3 separate regions of the Mus musculus genome follow, and all the other regions are linked to region 1. A link is a loop called in an ENCODE intact Hi-C map of the cell type or tissue named here. Cell type or tissue: heart. All regions are shown on one strand.

Evidence for each region. Peaks named below come from ENCODE experiments on the same cell type or tissue, not always from the same donor. Only the 100,000 strongest peaks of a DNase experiment are listed, where the experiment ranks them.
Region 2: it touches region 1 in a loop (2.4-fold over the local background); 6 of 42 quality-filtered maps call a loop at or near these places.
Region 3: it touches region 1 in a loop (4-fold over the local background); 13 of 42 quality-filtered maps call a loop at or near these places.

The regions. Positions count from the first base shown.
Region 1 is chr7:136,149,309-136,157,308 of GRCm38, forward strand. It overlaps Gm36675 (a long non-coding RNA gene), which reads left to right and starts at 3,850. Exons shown (of 3, transcript XR_378573.2): 1 at 3,850-4,035; 2 at 4,288-4,391. In heart, CTCF peaks have their summits at 3,393 and 3,592; DNase peaks (open chromatin) are centred at 1,063 and 3,283.
Region 2 is chr7:136,290,994-136,298,993 of GRCm38, forward strand. All of the region lies in intron 3 of C030029H02Rik (RIKEN cDNA C030029H02 gene), which reads left to right. Among named protein-coding and RNA genes, the nearest start is that of C030029H02Rik, 27 kb to the left of the region's middle. In heart, CTCF peaks have their summits at 3,649 and 7,316 (motif pointing right); no DNase peak of the experiment used is centred here.
Region 3 is chr7:135,832,623-135,840,622 of GRCm38, forward strand. No RefSeq gene overlaps it. Among named protein-coding and RNA genes, the nearest start is that of 6330420H09Rik, 17 kb to the right of the region's middle. In heart, a CTCF peak has its summit at 4,592 (motif pointing right); a DNase peak (open chromatin) is centred at 4,629; H3K27ac peaks cover 873 bases; H3K27me3 peaks cover 2,912 bases.

The DNA of each region.
Region 1 (8,000 bases):
TCAATTCTTTGGGGTGGGGTGTATGTCCCACGGTACAATTTTGGGGTGATTCCTTATTTACGATCATAGTGCTTTCCAAGAACCCACCCCACTGTTTCTCCACAACAGCCTCCTCTCATGCATGAATGGGCCGTACCCAGAGCTCTGATGTCCCCACATCCTGCATAACTCTCAACTTCCTACATTTGTTTTTTAAAGAAACGAAGGGTCTGTCTGCCACTTATAAATGTGGGTACAGCTCAGTGCAGAGTTGAAGGCATGGCTGTCTCTCCCTCCAGCTTCATATCTCAGTGGACCTTGGGGCAGAGAGCAGGGGACCTTCCCTTTCTCCATTTGTTCCTTTTCATTCACAGACCATGGGCAAGTGGGTTAGGGTAGTCTGACCTTTCCACCCCATTTGACCTCTTTAGAATCATCCTCACAGACACACCCCTTAGGTGACTCCGGATCCAGCATGTTGACGGTGGCCACCCCTGTGGTGATGAGGAAATATACCATTCTTTATCTTTCCTTTTTCTAGTAATATTTTAGTAAGTGGGCTAAGAAGTTTCTTTTCAATATTTTTGTTTCTTTTTTATTATTAGTTTTACTTTTAAAGTTAGTATACAAAATAATTGGTCTCTTTTCCTATTAAAATTTTTTTCTAAGAATTTGGCCATTCAGCTTCCTGGTTTTTATCATTAGTTTTGCGTTTGAAATTAGTATACAAAATAATTGGTCTTATATCCTATTTAAAAAAGAAAATAAAACACTTTTTAGGAGTTTGACTATTAAGCTTCCTGGTGGACATGAGACAAAGTCTCTCTGTGGTCTTAGTTTTCTTTTCTCTAATATGTCAGTGCTGAGTATTTCTGCATGTGCTTGTCGGCTGTATCTTGATTCATTTGCATTGTAGATGAATATGAACAGATCCTGTTGAATCATTCATCCTATTCTGTCCAAGTGAACCTGTGAGTATGGCAGGGCCTCTTCGCGTTTAGCTGGGGACAGAGGGACAATGGGAAGGTGTGGCTGTGTCTTCCTGAAACAGGAGGCTCTAAACAGAAGCTGGAAGAGTGCCCCACCTCTGTTGTCCACAGCTGCGTGGTGTGAGTTGGGCTTCTGGCTCTCAACTGCTGCTACACTCTCAGTCCAGCTGTCTGGCTCTGGCTCAGTGGCCGCGAACCTTGAGCCAGGTGACTCTGCTCCAGGGTCCTGATTCCTATCACTAGGTCCTTGGCTCTCTAAGCTTGTTTTCCATGCCTTTCTGGCTGGTGAGCAGGAGTGTAGCACTTAATATACCTGGCTTGGCTGGCATGGCCCTTGCTGCTCTACAAGGCTCCTCTCTGATACAATAGCTGATGCTACCCCTTCTCCACATGATGCTATCAGCCTCTGAGGTCTGCTCTGCAGGAATGGTCCTGACCCACTGTGCTGAGAAGCAGCCAGGGTACTTGTTTCAGCTTGTTTGACCTCACCTTGCACATTGACCTGGGCTAGGGAGAGACTTCGAGTGATGCTTCCTAGATTCTGGTGAATCCTGAAGTTAATTACAAAGCTCTTGTGTTGAGAGCCTAGGAAATATCTGTATAAACATAAGAACTTTGAGTTCCAGCTCAGAGTCCATGTAAAACCTGGATGGTGGTACGTGCCTCCAGTCTCTCATCCTAGCATTGGAGAAGCACAGACACGCGAACCTCTGGGGCTCACTCTCTGGTCAGACGGCCTAGCCTACGTGGTAAACTCTTCATCCCAGAGAGTTACTCTGTCTCAAAAAGCAAGTAGAGGACTCCTGAGGAATGACATCCAAAGTTGACTCCAAAAGCAGGCATACCTGCATACACATGTATGTGCACACACACACACACACACACACACACACACACACACACACACCTCACACGTGCACCCACAGTAAAAGTATTGACTCCTAGTGTTAAGCAACCTACATGTCAGTACCCTTTGGGAACACTGCCTCTGACTTAGTAATGCTGGGTCTGGAGATGAAGATGTCCAAGGGGCTAAATGGACAAAACCGAAATATGCCCCATGCCTTATGTCCACACAAGAACTCTGAGGCCTCAGGTGTTATTGTCCAAATGGGCTGTCACAGGCAGAGATCACCTATGTAAAGACAACTCAATGAGCCCCTGGGCACTGGTCTAAGGGCCTTGTTAACTGAAAACCTCAAGCTTTGACTCCCAGTACTTTCCAAGGATCAGGCATGCTCCCTAAGACCTGAATGTGCTGAGAGATTCTGGAGTGACAGCCTGGTAGCCCCAGGCCAGTGGTCTCTGTCATGATTAGTGTGTGGCCCTGGCTTGTGTCGAACTAAGCCTACACAGGACTCCACATGTAGCAGTGAGTTACATGGAAACTATCCTTCACCCTGGCTCATCCGGAGAGGAATGCAACCCTAATTTCTTAAGCTGAGTAGCCCATGTGTTTATGTATTTAACACCTCAAAACAGCAGGGAATAATTAGTGGTTTGAAAACACGTTAACAAAACTAAGAGCTTTTTCAACCTTCAGACTCATAATATATGTAACTGCACAGCAAGAAACCTGAAGAGGGAACAATGCCCTTTTGTGAGAGAGTTCCCCCTTCCCCCACCTTCTTACCCCTGGGATGACCATAGCTTAGTGGCCTGTCTCACTCATGCCTCCTGGGCAGGCTGATATTTAGACCTACGTGTGTTCAGGAGGATCAGAGGAGAGATGCTGGTTTTGACTAATTGCAACTGGGCTGGGTCCCCAAAATACATGATTTTACTGAATTTCGTGTGATACCCTGGCAAACCTATCTTCTTATTTGGAACCAAATATTTAAACAAATATTGCTATAGGCATTAAAATAGGCAGAAGCAAGATCAGGGGCATCTTTGGGGTATGTGTGGTGGGAGATACAAGTAAGATGTTGAATTCTGGATCCCAGCCAGGCAGTTCATCTCTTTTACACATTTATTGATCTCGAGTTTTTCCTCGAAGGTCAGCCAGGGCTTGGTGACAACTGATTTTCACACATTTCATGTGCTTTCCCACCCCGTGTCTTTGAGTCAGGAGGAATTAACTATTACCCTATTGAAACATGTTCTTTTGCTGGTGGATTTATGGAAGTAGGAATAAAAACCTCTGAATAATCTTCAGCTCTCTGCAAAAAATAAAAATATAAAAAAGGAAAGAAAGAAAAAGGCCGGGGGAGCTCTTTTAGCAAGGCTGTGGAAGCATTGTGGCCTGAGGGACTGGGGGAGGGAGGGAGGTCCTGTCTGCATTATTCATCTCCCTTGGGGAGAAAGGGTGCTGGATGCCAGGAGGAAACTGGTCTGTTTTTAAAGAAGTCAAAGGAAACATTGGATGGGCTTGATGAATCAGCAGAGTTCCTCTGTTTACTTTGCAGTAACCACGAAACGCCTGTAGGGGGAGTTTTCTTATTGCTGTTTCCAGAAACAGGCTACAGAAAACTCTTTGTGGATTTCTCCCCTTTCCTAACCGTTTGATTCAGTTCTTACTATGGTATTGAGGTGAGATAGATTTGCACCAAAGCACTTTTCTTACCTCCCGCTGCTTCTCAAGGCTGGCTGTGGCACAGAGAAGGTAGATAAGAGAGACACTAGTGGGTAGCAAGCTTTGCGGAGCGGAGGGGGAAGCTTGTGGAAGAACGGGGAATACTTTTTTTTTTAAATAGAAACTTCTTTTTATTTATTTATTTATTTATTTATTTATTTATTTATTATATGGAAGTACACTGTAGCTGTCTTCAGACACTCCAGAAGAGGGAGTCAGATCTCGTTTACGGATGGTTGTGAGCCACCATGTGGTTGCTGGGATTTGAACTCTGGACCTTCAGAAGAGCAGTCGGGTGCTCTTACCCACTGAGCCATCTCACCAGCCCCCGGGGAATACTTTTTAAAAACGTCTTGCATACCAGCAAGGCCTGGACTGGAGTGATGGGGCAAGGCTGAGGATGCGGATGAAGATGCAGATTCAAGATGGTTGTGAGAGCAAAACTGCTTAAAACCTTAGGGGCAGTCCCGCCCTACCCCCACGGATGCCTCTGTAAGTCCAGCTGCAAGAACCAAGAAAGACAGAGGGCAAGAAACTTGGCAAAGTCCTTGTGTGTGTGTGTGTGTGTGTGTGTGTGTGTGTGTGTGTGTGTGTGTGTGTGTGTTGAGGCTCTAGTCCCTTACTGAGAATGACCAGAAAGTAGAAGAGGGATGGAGAGAAGGGGTGGGTCCAGACTCTTGAGCTAGACACCTGTTCTTATTAATGAATCATACCCTGTGGTCTCATGGGCATCTGGGCTACCAGAGCTAGGGAACCCTTTCTACAGTACAGTACCGAGGAACAGAGAAGATGGCCCCACGAGTGAGCTCAAGTAGGAAGAACAAAGAGGAAAGGATGCGTGATGTTTGGTAAGTGGCTAAGAGGAAGTGGGAGAGGCCTAGGGTCTCAGATCTCCACTTGCATGGGATTACCAGGGACCACTGCCTGAGAGCAGCAGGAGAGTCCCTGGTCCTCCCAGGAGGTCTGTACAGCTGGTTCAACAGCCTGACCAAAGGCATGCTTGTCCTACTGGAAGCCTGGGACTACTTGCAGCCTGTCCCAGTGTGCTGAGTTCCAAGTAGACAACTTTAGTCCCTCCCTCTTGGTTGTGACTTAAGTCTTAGTTGCAATCCTAGAATCTGGGCAGGGCAGGTAACTTGGCATGTCAGAAGTGGCAAGTATGCATGCAGACCAGGAGAGGGGTGTTGAACACCCCCAGGGTAGGAGCCTAACAGAAAAGATGGCTTGGGGGAATATTTAATGACACCTGTCAATATTTTTAAAATGTGATATTTATTCCAAAGAACTTATTTTTATGGAGCTCTTTAGCAAAGGAAATTTAAAACAATGTTCACTATTGGAAAGGGTTGTTAGGAAGAGACAAATTAAAACACAAAAGCTAAAAGATTGATAGGGGACTGTTTAAAATAAAATATACCATACACATAAAACAGAACACGAGCAGCCTTTAGGGAAAGAGTGAGACCAGCCTCCCCAGGACAATCTGGGATGATCCCATAGGCTTTTATTAAGGGAAATCAAGCTGAAAGGAACATGTTTAATTTTATTTGTGGAAAAGTAAAGGATTTGCTTGTAGCTATAAAAATCGTCTGCAGATCATGGTGGCTTCTGGGAAATAAAACAAGGTAGGGAGTGGGAACAGGTCATGTTTGTTCACTGTGGTTTGGGGTCTTCATAATTTTTTTTTAAAAAAACCAACTGCCTATATTGACTTTGTAACTAAAAATGAGTTCCGTGATATTGTGGGGTTTGTCCTCAAGCCTAAGATTTCTTGGAATGCAGGCATTTCTCTTTCAGAAATCCATATCCCCCTAAGTTCACCCATGCGGCATGAAAGGGAAGCCTGGGGTAACGGGCTAGCCTGGAGCCAGCCCCAAGTTCTCCATCAGACACCTCACCTCCTTCATTGTCAATCAGCAGGCACAGCATCGCCTCTCTGTTTTTGAAGCTGAGAAAACACAGGAGCAAGCAAACCTGGGCAGACAGACGCAGGCAAGCACTGGCAGGCACTGGCAAGCATGGGCAAGCAGGTCGTCAGATGCTGTCCTCCAAGTGCTTGCCCCTGCCTCACCTTGGCTGTCCTTTCTCGATCTTTTCAGCAGCTGCCCATTGGGTTTTCCAGGAAGCCACCCACAGATTTTTTCCTCATAGCTGTTCTTCCTCAGCCTCTTCTGTCTCTTTTTCCTTCTGCACGGGGCTTTGGACTTGTTACTAGACTGCCCCTCCCCACCACACACACCCTTTCCTCTTCCTGTCCTTACCTGGCCAAGTGGCTTTGAGCATCAATTATAAGTAGTATCCCTCCCTTTTCCCCTTTCTTCTTTTCCTCCTCTCCCCTTTTACTTCCTTCTCCTTCTCTTCCTATTCCTCTACTCCTATCTTTCCTCTTTCCCTTTCTGTAGCTCTCTCCTTTCTCTTCTCTTCATCTCCACTCTCAGTCTGCCCATTAGATCAGCTTTTTTCATTTTTCCCCATTCCGATGACTCCTGAAACTTCACATTGAGGCAGAGCTAAAGAGCAGTGTAGAATGGCATCTGCCACCAACCCTGATGATACAGAGAAAGCAAGCCTGACTCAGTGAATGTCACACAAATAATGGGTCAACAGGGTAACTTACCAGAAAGAAAATGAATGCTGTAGAATGATCACCAGGGCAATTTTCAAGTAAGATACAATGATCCTAAGATGCATATAGTGAACACAAAAGGAAATAGAGGTATTTTTATAGATGTCCTTAATGACAGCCAGGGCATCCATACTCCGTGCCAGCAATCGATTGCCTGAGAAGACAGAGAATCCGTGCAAGCAGAGGCGCAGAGAAGCCATCAATCAACCTGACCAAATTGACACACAACACACTTCACTCCCCCAAGTGCTAGTACTCACTCCAAGGACACAAGAACATTCACCAAGAAACATCCGTGTCATAAATAAATTGGAAAGAGTTGATAAAAGGCAAAATTTATTCTCCAGCCCTCAAAGAATATATTATAAACAAATTCAGGGAAAATATTTGAAAGATGCTCAAATGCTTGGAATCTAGACAACAGGTTTCTCAAATTCAGTGGTTCAATGAGGAAGTCTCAAGGATAATTTGAAAATCTTTTGAGTTGAATAAACCTTAAAATACGACTTAAGAGACTATGGGATGCAGGTGAACAGTAGTTACAAGGAGTTAAGTAGTATTGATGATATCGGAGCAGAAGAATTCTCTCAAGTCTATAGTAACTTTTGTTTTGCACGTGTGTAATGTATTGTGTGAATGCACACGTGTATCTATGCTCATGCTCAAATATCTGTGCACGTGTGGAAGCCACAGTTGGCATATGTTACCTTCTATGATCACACTCCATTTTAGTTACTGACACAAGGTCTCTTGCTGCAGTCTAAACTCAGCAATTCCAGCCAGTTTAGCTAGGCATCTGGGCCTGGGGCTCCCCTGTTTCTGCCTTCTGAGTATGGCCACCACAATGGCCCTGTTCTTATGTGGGTACTAGGGATTTGAACTCAAGATCTCATGACAGTATAGCCAGTTCTTTACCCATGGAGCCATCTCCCCAGCCCAGCAACCATAATTTTAATAATTATTATTAATCAAAATTTTCTGCCTTAAAGAGGAACAAACCAAGGCCCTAGAAAGTCAAAGGAAGTGAAGGCTAACAATAAAAGTGGGCTGAATGTTTTCTGAAAAGGCTCCATTTCTAGATTACAGTGCTATCCTTAGAGAGACTCATGGCGTTGCTGAGCAGATGGCAGGCTTTGGACACACAAAGGAACTCACACAATATGTACTCACTGATAAGTGAATATTAGCCCAAAACTTAGGATACCCAAGATATAAGATACAATTTGCTAAACACATGATACTCAAGAAGAATGAAGACTGAAGTGTGGACACTTTGCCCCTTCTTAGAATTGGGAACAAAACACCCATGGAAGGAGTTACAGAGACAAAGTTTGGAGCTGTGACGAAAGGATGGACCATTTGGAGACTGCCATATCCAGGGATCCACCCCATAATCAGCTTCCAAACGCTGACACAATTGCATACACTAGCAAGAATTTGCTGAAAGGACCCAGATATAGTTGTCTCTTGTGAGACTATGCCAGGGCCTAGCAAACACAGAAGTGGATGCTCACAGTCAGCTAGTGGATGGATCCCAGGGCTCCCAATGGAGGAGTTAGAGAAAGTACCCAAGGAGCTAAAAGGATCTGCAACCTTATAGGTGGAACATTATGAACTAACCAGTACCCCAGAGCTCTTGACTCTAGCTGCATATGTATCAAAAGATGGCCTTGTCAGCCATCACTGGAAAGAGAGGCCCATTGGACACTCAAACTTTATATACCCCAGTACAGGGGAACGCCAGCGCCAAAAAAAAAAAAAAAATGGGAATGGGTGGGTAGGGAAGTGGGGGGGAGGGTATGGGGAACTTTTGGAATAGCATTGGAAATGT
Region 2 (8,000 bases), 140 kb after region 1:
CTGGGGAAGGGTCTGCCATTGACCATTTCTCTGCCTTTCATGTAGCCCCTCTCCTCCTGTAAATCCATTTCAAGGACATAACAAGAAATGTGGACCAAGATTAATGCACAAACATGCTGCTAGCTCTGTGATTTGCAATAGCAAAATATTGGCTCACCTAAGGTCCCACACTGAGGGAGTGAACTGATTTGTCCCCTATGGCCAACCCTCCATCTACCGGATCCTGAGCACAAAGCACTTTCAAGACCGTGGGAAACTCATGAATCATGAGAACAGGGCAGATCCAGGTTCCGAGGGACCTGAAGATTGTACAACTTGTGTGGCCTCGGAGAGGATAAAAATCACTGGTGGAGGGAGGGGCGGAATGTAGGCTGTGAGCTCCGAGGTTTAAGCTTCATTTGTTCCGTGGAGGCTAGCTTGGAATACTAAATTATGAAGTCTGACAAAAAGAACATATAAGAAAATGCTTGTGCAACAGAAAAGGGCGTGAGACAAAGACGCACATTAGGAGCTTTTGCTAACTGTCCTCACCTTGTTATGAATCATTAACTAAAACAGAAGCAACTTTTAAATGAAGCAAAGTCGGGCAAGACAAGAATGGGGAATTCAGAGAGAAAGGTGGGCAGAGAGAAGACATGGGGAGCTGGGTTTTAAAGATGCATAAGGCAAGCCTGGGGGCCAGTCACAGAACAGCAAGGGCTGAAAGAGAGATGGCTAGAGCAAGCTGAAGGTGGAGGGTGAGTGTATAGTGTCTAAGAGGATGTGGGAACAGGGCCACAGACAGTTCCTAATTAGATTCCAGAGGTCTGAGCTTTATCACAGTAAGGAGCCTGGCAGAGGGTTAGCCTGAGTGGGTCTTCATAGCTAACAAATTCTTAGACAGTGCAAGTCGAAATGTCCCTAGAGGTAGAGCTATTTGAAAGGACAGTGAAAATGAGAACTTGGTCCCTGGGGAAAGAAATATTTGAAGCAGACGAAATAAAACAATTCCAGATCAGGCAGGATTGATACCCCAGGCTAACCTAAGGAAGGCTTCAGGCCAGGAAGGGCTCTGAATATTTTGGGGGACAGTGGGATAGCGAGGTCTCAGGGATAGGGCCCTATGATAATGTAATCTGCTGCAGGTCCAGATCTAGGTGGGATATCTGACTTCCCCATGTCCAGAGCCTAGAGATATATATCGTTAAAGAAGTTAAAAATTTGGCACATCAAACTCTACAGGGGCAGAGAAGGCACTGGCCACCCCTCACAGAGGAAGCAATCCATCTATGCCATCCCGAGGTAACAATCAACTGGTGACTGAAGAGTCAGATAAAATAAAAATTCTTGCAACCAATGTATACGTGTACTGAATCTTGGGAGAGAAGTAGATTTTTCTACCCAGGAAGTTCTTACCTATGGAATGATGGTGGTCTCCTTTTATGTGTATGCATGTGGGAGTGTATTTCCGTGTGTGTGTGTGTGTGTGTGTGTGTGTGTGTGTGTGTGTGTGTGTGTGTTCATGGGCATTTATGTGTATTCAGGTGAGTGTGCAAAGATGTGCTTGTGCATGGAGGTCATAGGTCAATCCTGGGGGATATTCCTAAGGAGCAGCCTGCCATGGTTTTGAGACAGGATTTGCACTTGGAAATGGGGCTTGCTGATGTAGCTAGACTGGCTGGCTATGAAGCCCCGGTGAACCACCTGTCTCCATGTCCCCAGCTTTGGGCTTCTGAACATGCAACACCGGAGTTGGCTTTTTATGTAGGTGCTGGGGATTGAAGTGTGTTGTTCACGCTTGTGCAGTAAGGACAGCCCCACCCCTCCATTCTTCTTGTCTGTAAATCTAACAGGTTGCTAGATTCTTTTCTCTGCAGCTTTTTCCAAGTTTAAAAACCGAAGCTTTGGTAGAAAAACACTTGGCAAGTGCCCACACACCTGCACTCTGGCTTATGTCTGGATCACAGGAGCTATATACATGAGTCAGAAAATTACAAGAAGATGAGAAAAGTCTCATCTTCAGGGAAATAAATCCCCTCATCACTTATCCCCAATGAAATCTAATTATTTTGACTTTCCTGTAATCGTTTCTACTCAAGAAGTAAAAAATAGGAAAATAATTTAATTTTATTGGCAAAATTTACTAGATTAATACAACTAAGAATGTCACATAAAATGTTAGCATTAAATATTAAAATATATTAATAAAATGCTAGATTACTAAAGCCTAATATTTAATATAATGCATTAATTGGAAGAACTATGTCAGTTTAAATATTAAACATAAAATGGAAGTTGCCAGTGGGCTGTGCAGAGCGGGATAACAGCAATCGTCAGCTTGTGGCTCTGCTCAGTAAAGTCATGGAGGGGCCTTTCCAGCTGGTCCTACAGACACCGGTGGTATAGGCAAAAGCTTGAATCAAAAGTCTGTTTTCTAAGAAATGGAAAGAACTGAAGCCAGAAAGTCACAGAGAGGCCAGGCAGTGGGAAGCAGTGTTCACCTCTTTCTGTCTGCCACAGGGAGGAAGAGTTATAGAGCCCAAACAATGGAGTTTTGGGTCACAGAGAAAGACTTTAGAGAATTTGTAGTTCATCCACTACCTCACAAAAAGGGCAACGGAAAATCTACTACCCCTTGTTCTCTGCACCCTTTCAGCGCTCAGGCTAGACCCTCCCTTTACCACACCTTGGAGGGAATCCAAGGGCAAGGGAGAGCAAGGCAGAAGCCAAGAATTGCAACTCCAAGGTCAGAGAGCCTTTGCTGGAGAACTGCATGTGAGACCTAGCTAGAAAAGGCCCCATCCCCACCCCTGCACACAATCCCTGCCCCTCCGAGGTCCAGAGTGCTGGCCCTCACTACTTATGAATACCAAGAGGGCTGCACATGCTTATACCAACCCTGGGGCCAGTTGCTATTCTTGCAGGAGAGCAGTGTATGAAAGCAGCCTGTAGAGGAAAGAGTCCTGGGGAAACAGATGAGTCTCCTTAGGCTGCTGAGTCATGGAGCCGGTGGCTCCTCTAACTATCGTAGTCCTGTTAGAAGCTGTTTGGCACAGAACCAGCTTCTGTGTACCCTGCCCTTTCTTTGGTGCTGGCCCTGTCCTGGTGCCCAGTGGTGAAGGGACAGGCCTTTCCTGCTCGTTCTGAAATCCCAGCTGGAAAAATGTGGGTCTCAACTGGTTGCATAGACCACTTTGCTCTGCGCTTTTTTCCTGTTACCCGTGGGTGTATAGGCGATATTGTGTCTTTGTGGAAAATACACACATACTCTATACTTATGCACACAGGTGGACACAAACAAATACGCCGCACATATATGCACAAATACACATGAATACACACATACACGCACAAGCACAGACAGGCCTATGTATACCACGTATACACACCTACACATAAACACACACTTACAAACATATATACACACCATACATATATGCAGGTACACACATAAACACACACACTCAAACATTCACACATACCAGCAGACACACACACATTACACATGAATATACATGCACACATATACACATACATACAAATGTGCATTCATGCATATACATGCACATACACACACACTAGAGATGCACACATAAACACACATTCAGACAGGCCGAGCATATGGTCAATACAGATGCAGAGTAGCTGTTCTCCACCTCCACCCTAGGTGGCGCTGGATGGTATTCAGCGATGTTTGGTCTGCTCAGACTGGATTTGTACTGGCACCCAGTGGGTGGAGGCCAGAAATGGCCTCAAGCATCTAATAAGGCACAAGACAGCTCTGCACAAACATTCTTCAGCCCCTACCCCAACGGCAAAAACCTCCAGGGCTAAGAATCTTGGTTTCTATGTGTAAACACTTTTAAAAAATATTTTTAAAACACTCATTTTGAATCCTCAAAGCTGGTAAGATGTGAATGTGAAATAGAATTGCCCAGGCTTGCTTACAATGTAGCCCAGGTTGGCCTCCAAGTCATGAACTTCCTGCCTCAGCCTTCTATGTGCTGGAATTATATGTGTGATCTACCATGCTAAGCAGGATGACTGAATTTTAATATAAAAAATTAGGACTCTAGCATTGGTCTACTAGAGCTTCTGTCTCCTAGAAGTCTTACGATCATTTATTTTCTCAATTTCTAGAGGCTGCAAGACTACAATCAAAAGTATATTATCTGTACTTCCCCTCCTCCCGTGTACAGATGATGTATCCTTACTCTTTCCTGTGTCTTAACAAGGGCTTTGTGGTGTGTGTGTGCATGAGCATACATGTATATTAGCATTTGACGACTACAATGTTCTGTAATAGTAAATCCTACTGGTGATTGGATTAGAACTACTTTAATGGCTTCATTTTTCTTTATTTACTTCTCTAAAAACCTTCTCTTCAAACATAGTCACACTCAGGGGTACTGAAAGCAAGGACTTCACATCATGGATTGTGGAAGAACAGCACATTGTCCATAATAGTAAGTGACATTAGGAGAATAAATAATAGAAGGGAAAACTCAGATTAGGAGGCTTGGCTATAGTGGCTACTCAATGATGAGCAAAGGTGATGGGTAGGTGGGAGAAGGGATATGGATATGGAGAATAATGGGCAAATACAGAGAAGGATGGGAAGTGGAGGGAGAAATGAATACAGGGACAGAGGAATAAGGGTGCATAGAGAAAAGGAGGGATGAGCAGAGGAGGGGAGTGGGAGACAAGGAAATGATTGGAGGGAGGGATTGGTGAAGGGAAGAATGGATAGAGAGATAGTGAGAAAGATAAACATGGAGGGATGAAAGAAGCAGATAAAGGGAGGAGTGGGTAACAAGAGGGAGAGAAAGTCAGACAGGAAATGATGCAAAGAGGAACTGAGGAGAGGATTGTGGAGAGAGGTGAAGGGATGTATGTATGTATTGATGGATGGATAGATGGAAGATGGATGGATGATGCATGGATGGATAGATGGATAGATGTATGTATGGGTGGGTGGATGGATGGATGGATGGATGGATGGATGGATGGATGAATGAATGAACGAATGGGTAGATGTATGGATGGGTAGATGGATGGAAGGATGGATGGGTGGATGAATGGATGGATGGATGGATGGATGGATGGATGGAGGAAGGTATAGAACATTTGCTGTGGGGATAAGAAATGTAAGGCAAAGGGATGTTACAACCAGTAAAGTGCTGTGCAAAGATCCTCAAGACACTGGTCCACGAAGAAGTGATAGACTAGGATATCTTTATCACTTAGACATGATGAGGCCAAGACTACCTCTGTGTACTTTTTCCTGTGTGTACATGTGTATGTACAATCTTTCAAAGGAGATGCCATGCAAAGCACAAGTGCGTCAAACATTTTCCGAAGGTCACTGCTCTACAAATGATGCACCAACAACAACCCTCAATCCTCAAATACACTGGAACCATTTCCCTGAGGAAAACACCAATATGGTGAAGCAGAATTCAGGTCGGCTGGCAGCTCTCCTGGGAGCTGGCACGCTTGGCTTGTATTCAGCTCACCTTGTCCTCCCTAGTGCAGGCTGTGACTGAGTTCTGAAGCGGGAAGGCAAGGAGCACTCCATGGCAACTGATCTAAGTGACTGAGCTCCCAAGCGACCACAGGAGAGACCTGAAAAGTGAAGAACACCAATAGGCCTTAGAACTCAAAATAGATTAATAGAAAAACTTGCCCTGAGTTTTTCAAAGGTATATTTTTTAAAGATGAATTTTAAGAAGATTTATTTTTAAGAAGCATATTGACATGTCAGTGACTGAACAAACACTTCAGGTGACAGGCTCAGTACGCTTACAGCTTGAATAAAATAAACTAAAGGGGATCACACACCTTGAAGATTCCCTCACCTACAGGCATTGCTATGCAGGGCAACTGTCACAGTTTGTTCTTCACACGGTTGTCCTTGGTGTACAAGGCCAATAATGTGAGCTTTAATGCTGCCAGCCCAACATTTACGACAGATGTGAAAAATTGTATTTAAATTAGAAATGCTAAAATTAATATTTATTGACTCCATGTTTCATTATCATTAGAAATTAGTTTGTTCTTGGTAAACAGTTTATAGCATGATATAAATACATTCCATTGACCTATTAACTGGCCTAATATATTATGGAATTATTGACAGTGGCAGTAAAATTTACTAACAGCCATTAAACCTTTTAACATACTTGATATGCCTGTCTCTATAATACCCACGAATTAGGTGTGGGTGTGTTTTTTAAGATAATCTGCTGCTGATATTAAATTCTTCCAAGATTTTAATATATTGTCTTAGTTTATGGATCATAAAATAAGCCTGGAGCTTACAAAAATTTACATGACAATTTTTTTTTTAGAAAAGCGCATGTAAATTTTAGTACAGTGTGAATGATATAAAGTACTCAAACACATAAAAAAAAGTTTCACAAACTGCACTAAAAGGGTAGTTAAGGTCTAATTTTAACAAAATCCATAGTCTGGCCAGGTAGGCAAGACTGAATGAAAGACTTATGTAGTTCCTGTGACCACTGCAAAATCAGCAAAGCAAAGGAGGAACATAGCTGGTGTCCAGTCCAGCTCCACACCAGAGCCAACCCTGGGTCACCAAACACATTTCTGGAGACTCAAAGCTGGAGCTAGGACTTCCACAGCACAAACATTATACAGATCACTCTCTTTCCAACAGAAGTCATGCCAAAGGGTTTTTTGTTTGAATCATGTAGAGTCATGTAGAGAAAGATGTGAAGAACCGTAAATAATGTAAATAAGCTTATACAGAACCATGTGGAAAGTCGTGTAAAGAGCTGTGCTGAGAACTACATGGGGAACTATATAAAGAGTAGTATGGGGGAGTCATGTAAAAAACTATATGGAAAAAAAAACCATCCTGCAGAACCATGTGGGGAACAATTAAGATGGGCTCCCCCAGGAGGTGAGTGTGGACACTGGATACTTGTGTCTACACAGATAGGGCCTGCAGGCTCCTTTGACTCTGTGCCTGTGGGGTACCATGGACTGAGATATGTCCCAAGCTCTAGACAACAGACTCCTTCAAGGTCACTGACTACCCCTGTGAGGTTCAAATATGCCAACCAAGCTGTCAGCCCACCTCTCAGGGTCAGAATCAAGTGTCTGATTCAGCTGCTGGGACAGTGCCAACTAGAAGGATCAAGAGAACAAATGTGCAGTCCCTTACAGTTCTGAGGCTGGAGTTCACAACTGCGAGTGGTCTGGGCTTTACCCCTCAGAGGTCTCAGGGACCAATTTTTCCATCCCTCTGTTTGCTTCCCTGCTACAGATCATGATGGTAGGATTGCACCATGATGCAGCCACATGGAACCCCACTAGATGGAGCTCAGACCAGGAGCTTCTAGAAGGAAATATGGGAGTGAACTCTGCAGGGGCATTGAACACTATTCAATGGCTCATGGTGGTAAAGGTGCCATATGAACTGGGCCTCCTTTCTTCCTGACAGGGAATGGTGTGAACTAAGACACTGAGAAAGGTACAGGTCTGGCTTTGTAGAACGTGGAACATACCTGAAGGGAACAAACAGTCTTTTAGATCTCTGCCCAGGCTGAGGTAAGGAGTGGGGTGGTCCATGAAACAACTTCCAGGTCACCACAGCGAGGCCCAGAGGCTACTCCAGCTAGTGTCTTCCACGGTTTTGATCACCTGGGGCATAAGGACAAACTTCCTGGAGCTGATGACATATTGGGCCAGACTATTAATTAAGTACCAATACTTTCCTGGTCTTTGTCCCTCACTGATGCCACACAGTTGCCACTGAGATTACAAAGCTTTCATAATGAACATCTGTGGGTTTATCTTCCTTACCCTTGGCTGCCAAAGTGCTTTATCTTCCCAAGTGCTTTCTTCTTTTCCTGTACACACACACACACACACACACACACACACACACACACACACACACACAGTAAGGAGGTAATGTGTTGATTTGTTCCAATACTGGAACTCTTTGAGGTTGATAGTCACCACAGAACAGTGGCTTATGCATGCAGTCAGGA
Region 3 (8,000 bases), 320 kb before region 1:
CATGTTGCCTAGGCAAAGCTCCCCTTGTTAGTTGTGATCCAGTCTCTTGAAGGAGTTTCCTGCCAGGTCCTCACTGGCTCTTGGTTAAGGGCAGCAGGTAAGGAGCTCATGAATGGTGAACACTGGAGTTATAATGACACTATTGAGTGTCAAGTGCCTTGGAGGGCTACAACATATTCCCCAGACTGCTCTTTTATTATCGATTATACCGTGCCTGCTCAGACCAGTGTTCATAGGAACAGGATGAGGCCCCATGGGAGTCGGTCCCACTTTTGTCAAAGCTGGAGGGGCCCACTCCTGGTAAACTCTATGTATGTCTAGTGGAGGGTTCTGGATGGCCACATGCAAAGGTTTCTTGGCTCTTCAGGAAGCCTGGAGGGGAACAGAAGCCTGTCTGCAGATGTACTAGCAGACCGTCTCTCTGCCACATCCTACTCCTCCCTCTTGAGGGGGTAGCCTTCATTCTCTGAACACTTCTCTCCCCTAACAGCCTACCTTCCTTCGAAGGTTGAACTCTCTCCTTTCTATGTTTCCTTTACAGTGGTATAAGATGCTTTTTGGTCCAAGTTCGGGGCTGCTGAGACTGGTGAGGGCCTTGAGGAAGCAACAGGGTCTCTGCTGCAGGCTATATTCCAGAGGGAAAAATTGGAACACTTGAGAGCCAGAATAAAACATGAACGTAAAATGCAAGAGAGGGGAAATTTCCAGGGAGCGTTTGCCTACTCTCACGCTAATAGAGCGAGACAAGCAGGCTGTTGTTGGGTTCCAGGCACTCAGGAGCAGGCTCCCAACCTCCGGGGGAGGCAGGCTGGAGAACGTGGCCCTCCAGGTGTGAGAAGGCAAATTTGGAACCCATGCCACGCTCTCTTTAGAGCCAAGGTGGAAGCCTGCAGCTTCCTCTACGCAACTAACAAACTGGGACAGGAAGCAGGCTGGGAAGAAGGAAGGCTGCAAGGGGAAGCTGACGCCAGGGGTCCACCATGTGGGGGCAGCAGCTCTGAAGATTCCCAAGGAGGAGGCTCTTGGCAACTGAGGTGCCAGCACAGGCGGTGTGCCTGCTCACAAGCATGCCGCACATCTTACAGTATAATGAAGGAAAAAAAAAATCCCATTTTAATATCAGTCCGAAGTTTCCCTGTACACCCTTTCATATTTAAATTTATCTCCAGAAAATTATCCAACACAGTTAAGACGCGGGTGAAAGAAACTGATAAAAGCGCAGAAATCACAGCCGGGGTGGAACAACCCTTAGAAACATCACAGTATGTGGGTGATTTTCTGAGCGGATGAAACGGGGCTTACAGTTTATGCTGGGAGTGTTTGAGCTAAATTAAGTCATGAGGGGAGATAACACAATGCACAATCATTTTAAGGTAATTGAATCATGAAAACTAAAAATTTGGAAGAAAACAGATATTTTACTTAATAGAAACCATCTGTACCGTACAGTAGGCAAATTGTGTAAAAATGAATAAAAGTGTCTCTGGAGGAGAGTGGCTCGGGCGCCGGAGTCTGTAATGAAGATGTATATGGGCCTTTTAGCGCTCGCATTGTCTATTAGAGGAGGTAAATCGCAGCAGCGGATAAGGGAAACAGTTACAAATTTTATTACCATCATCTGACTGATGACAAATGTCGCAATAGAAATAACACATAGGAGATGGGTCTGTTCCCCAGCCCTAGCACCTTCCGCTTCGTACCCATCATCACCAGAAATCTTTATTGAGCAAGGGTCACCAAGACCCCTTTGTCTAGTTACTATTGGTTTAGTGGCTGCTACCCACGAGGACTATCTTTTAACGTGTTTAGGCTCTGAGTGTGCCGTTTGATTTGATTTGACTCCACTGGGGAGGCAGCTAATTTAAACATTTCTGGAGTGGCTTTTGTGCCCGACTTTTGGCTGCAGGGACGCGGGCGGTTGATCTCCAAAGTGTTTCTTTGCTCGAGTTGACCCGCATCAAAATGCATTTATTTGACAGGATACTTTTGTTCTGGAAGCTGGCCTGACTCACTCAGTCTCCGTAGCTGAAGGTCGAGTGGCCACATTTTTTTTCAAAACAGGCACTTACTTGTTCCTAATCTGCAAATTAACGAAATAGTCACAACTGCTAATGATTCAGGATCAGGCCTGAAATACAGAGGGCTTGAGTAATAATCAGCTTTTTAAATTAAGTTGGTGACAACCACTATTAGCGGCTGTGATTTAATAATCCCAATAAATGTGCACATTTTTTAAAAAAGGGGGCTCTTTGTAATTTTTGTCCCAGCATTTGCAACTGAATCTTTTAATGAAGGGAACACAACAGTTTTATGTTATAGACGATGCCATAATTGGGAAATCAAAGCTCCTTCAGACACCTAGAGCCCGAAGCAGGAACCGAACACCGAAGGATGCCCGAAGCAGGAACCGGTGAAATCAAGTTTCTAGTTGTGTGTGTTCCGATGATAACTCAGACCAGGAAGAGAATCTGATTCCTTTTGGATCTTATGCATTTTGGGGCAATAAGAAACAGATCCCATTAGCAAATATGTAAAGGCCTCCCTTAAGAGTTAGACTCGGGCAAATTTAGAACAAATGAGATGTAATTTTTCTATCTTACAGGCTTGCCTGTTTTACCTAATATTATCATAATGAATTGGCTTCAGCAACTGAAGGTGGGGAAAGAGAGGCGTGCCTGGTAAGGAGGGGGCGAGTGCAGCAGAGGCCTGATCTCCCCTGCTGCCCTGACCTTGTGCCCTTTCCTGACCTCAGTCTGAACGCCTGGGGAAGTCACCTCATCCCCACAGAGCAACCCTGCCTAGCAAAGACAAGCTGTGAGGAGAGAGAACCATGTGGACCCCCACCATAGACCATGGCTCATGGCACCTTTGCCCCCTCTTCCTGCCTCTGTCTCCCCATTGCCAGCAGCACTTCTTTTAGTGGTCAATTGAAATTTTATGGCTACGTTATTTAAAAAACACCATAGAAGAGCTGAATGAGGGAAGGATGATGGAAAGGCTGCTTGTCTTTTACCATAATTACTCTTGATAGCAATTTGAACTAATTTGCATTAAAACACCCATTTAGCCAAGCTGCTGAAGATGGGGACTTAGTGTGTGTAGTTTGTAAGACCTCAAGACGCCTCCCGATCTGTGTTGAGTTTAAACTACAGAGCCCTGCAAGACACTGCTCCATACCTTTTTCTGCCAGGCCAAAGCTTGCCCTCAGTAACCCTAGTGGCATGCTGGGTTGCATGGCAAAGGGCACACCTTCCTCATAGCTGCACTGTGCAAGCCTGGAGAGTCAGAGACAGAGAGGGTGGCTTAAAGACCCAGGTTCCTTCCCTTCTTGGGGTGATCTTCATGTCCCTTCTCTTCACTCCCCTGAGGCTGTTTATCTTCAAAGCACAAAAGATACCAACAAAACACTTGCAGCTTTGCCCTCTCTAGATCTTCTATTCATATGTGTGTGTGTAAGTGTGTACTTCTCTTACACAGTGATGGGCTTTGAGGTGTGACACTGCCACACAACTCCTTGGCTAGTAGCTATGCCCTGTCACTTAGGCCAGGCTGTGCGAGTTGGGAAGGGCTGGCTCTGTGTTTATGAAGATGGTACAGCTGTCTCCCTGTCTGTCTGTGTTTTCTGTGTGTATGTCTGCATTTGGTTTCTCAATGCTGCCCCTGGATTTTATTTCAGAAAGAGAAAACAGAAGAAGATTTAAGCCTGATGAAGTACTGAGGACCATTTGGACCCTCTGCTGTCTTCTTTACTTTGTTCTTTGCTGCAAATATCTTCTGTTTCTGCCCCCACCCCCACCCCCGCCATATTTGAAGATGTTTGAATCTAAAAATCAAGAGGAAATGAGTTAAAACTCAAAGCAGGCATTTCTGCGAGTCTGGCAGTGAAGTCAGGGGGAAGGATATCCAGTGGGTGGAAGACCTAACTTTGAATTCTGTAAACACTGCCCCCACCCTAGTCTCTCCCTATGAAGAACCTGATACCCATGGGGACAGTACACTTAGGGACAGTGGCTTTTTCCTTTATTTGTGTCAGTTTCCCAAATGTGCACATCCTCTGAATCCATAGAACATGCACACGTGCTCCTGAACAGACAGAATAATTTCTGAAATTAGATGCTACAGCTGCAATTAGCCAAAGGCAAGTACAGTAGCTCCCCCCTCTCTTCTTGTCTTCTACAGTCCTTCCCATCTCTCTTCCCTCGCCCCCTTCTTCTCCTCTCACGCCTTTGCCCTTTCGCCTTTTTTACATCTCTCTCTTCCTTTCTCATAAATAAGTACCTTTTGGATTTTTAGGCCCTGCCTCTCACAGTCCCCTCCTGCCCACCTACCTGCAGGCTGCACAGAACACAGCATCAAAGGGTCAGGACCACCAACAAGGTGTCACGGAGAAGGTGACTCAGGATGCAGGGCAGGTGCCAGACTGCTCAAATAAGCATCACCCCCCCAACAGGTTCTCGGGACTGAGACCCTTCTGGTAGCTGGGGATCCTACAGAGGTCAAGAAGCCCCGGGTTAGAGGAAGAAAAGGGGAGAAAGGCAGCGGGCAGATAGCTCCTGCTGCATCCCACTGGGAACCGGGTGCGTTGACAACTCTCAAGCACAAGATGGCACCCTTAAGCTTTCAAAGGAGTCAGGCTCCTCAGGAAACATGACACTACCCTGGCCAGCTGCCTCCTTCTAGGGAGACTGGAGAGGTCCCTTTCCAGTACCCACCAGGCCAGGGGTCTGCTTCACTCTTCTTAAGGCTATGCAGCTGCACAGAGGCCCACCAAGCAGAACCCCTCCTGCCAACCCAGGTAGTTTCTCGTGTGGGCTTTGCAAGTCTGTTATGGCTGGACTCCCAGGCTTTGTTTCCCAAGTTGGAATAAAGGAACTGCACCGGGAAGGGGGCTTTGAGAAACAGAATACCATGCTGGCAGAGGCCCCTGTTGTCCAGGACATGCCACCAGGCTGATGGATGGCTCTATCATTATTTACCAAATTGTGGCCCAGAGCCACACTGGCAAAGGCTTATCAAGGTGGGGGTCTCTGGGCATGTAGAAAGTCCCCTGGGTCTTCTCCCACCGGGCTGACACCCTGAGCACACAAGAGCTCTTCTGTGGGAGAGAAGCTGTTTTTCTGGATCCCATGTTTCCCTTGACTGTGATTAGCTACCTGTCTGCCTGTGAGTCCCAGAGGACAGGGACCTGCCAGGGCCAGATGCCCATCATTGATGGGCAAGCGCTGGCTTACTGCACAGGCAAGGGAGTCAGATTGGCCCTGGAGATCAGCTCTGGGACTTGGGAAGTGGAAAGAAAGGGTTGAAAGTGTTCTGTAGGAGCCAGGCCAGGAAGTGTGGTGGGAGTAGATGTGAACGTGTGCTGTGAAGATGAAGTGGCTTGGGCAGGTGCTCATGCCGGCCAACTGAAGACAGTAACAGACCCAATGCTGCCTCTGTGAGAGGACCGCAGGGATGGACTTATGCCTCCCATGGAGGGGAGCACTCTCACAGAACACTAGAACCCATAGGTCACAGCAGGGTTGAAGCCTTTTTGTTTGTTTCTCTGTGCACACACAGATATGAGCATGTTAACCCATGTGTGTATATATTGTGTGTATATATATATCCGAAAAGCATCACCAGCAGCTCTCTATCGGGGAACAATGTGGATTTAGAACTCCATAGAGCTGGGTTCTCATTTGGTTGTACCACTTCTATGCAGGTGACTCTTAATGGTCACTTGGCCTCTGTGACCTTATTGGTCAATGGGATGAAAGTGGCCCCTCCATTTACAGTAGACCAGAAAGCTGTTAGGTGGGACTTTGCAATTGCTGGGTATCCCTGTGAACCTTGTTGTTTTCCAGCTCATACCTCCTGGTCACCTTGTCACCCTGATATGGAATCCCATCTCCAGTCTCCTCCCATCAGCAGCTGTTTTAGAGAATATCGGTATGCATTGCTGGACTCCAAACCCACGTGGGCCACCTTATATGCTCTGTCCATGAGTGCAGGAGTCGGAGATGTGATGGAGGGCAGGATTGCTGCTCTTTCTTCTGTGCCTGTGGGGAACCCCGACTCACTTTCCAGCCCTTGCTTTACCTTTTCCATTTCTTGTGTGCTGCATACCTGTGTGGGCAGGTTTTTCGTGTGTGGGGGCATACCTGTGTAGCTGCACACATATGCACATATATGTGGAAGTAAGGCTGGTGTTGGGAGCCATCCTCTATTGATCTTCTACCTTAATCACTGAAGCAGGGTCTCTCAAACCTAGAGCCCGTTAAGATGGCTCGTTTTAGCCAGCTTAGTCTGGGGAATCTACGGTCCCTACCTTTTGAGGCAAGAATTACAGGAGGCACACCACACTCATCCAGCATTTACGTGTGTCTGGACACCCAAATGTTGGTCCTTACACTTGCCGAGCAAGTGCTTAGTCACAGAGTCCTCCCTCCTGCATCAGTTGTTCTTGAAGTAAGGTTCACCTACATATGGCTTCTGACTTGAGCAATTGTCACTTAGTCAAAGACTTGCTTGAGGGTCTAGATACATCTATAGAAGAATGCTCTGTCAGAGGGTGAACCCATGAGAACCCAAGGGCATGGCTAATAATCCAGTAGTAATTGGCCTGGACAGTAACACGGAAGCTGCTGAAGGTGTTGACCATCCCCTCCACATACACCCTCCTGGGTACTCAGGGTAAGAACAAAGCTTGTCTTTAGGTTGGGAATAAAATCCAAGGAATTAAAAATCTGTGCATATTAACCCAAAGAAAATACACTTACCTTCCAATATACGATGATGGGATTCGAACAAAAACCTTTTCTTCCCGGGCAAAGAATGTTATGCTCAGTGAGTGGTTGGCTGGGTGGACCTTGGCAGTCTTTTCTGTTCTGAATATAAAGGGCACCATGTGCTGGGAAGCAACCTAGGTCTCTCTGCCATTGCTCATTGGTCACCTTTTACAGAGGGCTGTAGTATAGAGCAGTGGTTCTCAACTTTCCTAATGCTGTGGTCCTTCATGTTGTGGTGACTCTCCAGCCATAAAATCATCTCGGTGTTCTTTCATAAGTGTAATGTTGCTACTGTTATGAAGTGTAATTAAATATGAGATATGTAGGATATCTGATATGCAACCCTGGTGAAAGGGTCCTTCGACCTCCAAAGGGGTCGCAACCCATATTTTGGGCGGGAGGTATGGGGGACTTTTGGGATAGCTTTCTAAATGTAATTGAGGAAAATACATAATAATAAAAAATTTTTTAAAAAAGAGAAAACTGTTGGTCTAGACCCACATGTACGTGTCCTATTCTTTATGAGCTCAAGGACAGCAGGAAATAGTGGAGCTGTGGGGAGATGGTGACACCAGCACCTGCCTCCCTGCTCTATCCACACAATCTTGGTACAGCCCTGATGAGTGTGACCAGCCACCCTTGCCTCAGAGCTCTGAGCTACATCCCTACCAGCTTTCTGTGGTGACAAGCTTCATGTCCCCAGCCTGGGTTACCATAGTAAAGACAACTCTCAGGAGACACAGGTCTTGTCCTGCTTCCCAGTGCATGAGCAAAGTTGTGCCTGGAGCTTCCATTCTCTAACTTGGCAAGAAGCTCTATGATTCAAGCGACTAGGGCAGTGCGAGCCTTAATACTTAAACTTCTCTCATGAATCTCTCTCTGTAAAGAGCACTTATGGATGCGTGGCAGCTTCAAGGTCTGGATTATGCTGATGGTGCCTCTGTCCTTGGAGAGTTTTGTAAAGACATAGTCACCGATGTAAGAAAGGTTGGGGACATCATTGAGGAGGTTCTGATTCCCATTCTCCGCTAAGAAACTCTTTGACAGAAATATCTTGTCAGTTTACATAGATGGGGTGGGGGAGATCATTCACTGTGGACATACTAAGGGTTCCAGCATGGCATCTGCGCTCAGGGAATTCGAACAGTTTTTAGAAGACAGCGCATTTCAGGGTTGTCTGTGGGAATCACTATTTGGTTGGTAAGGAGATCAGAGAGACAGTGGTAGGAGCTG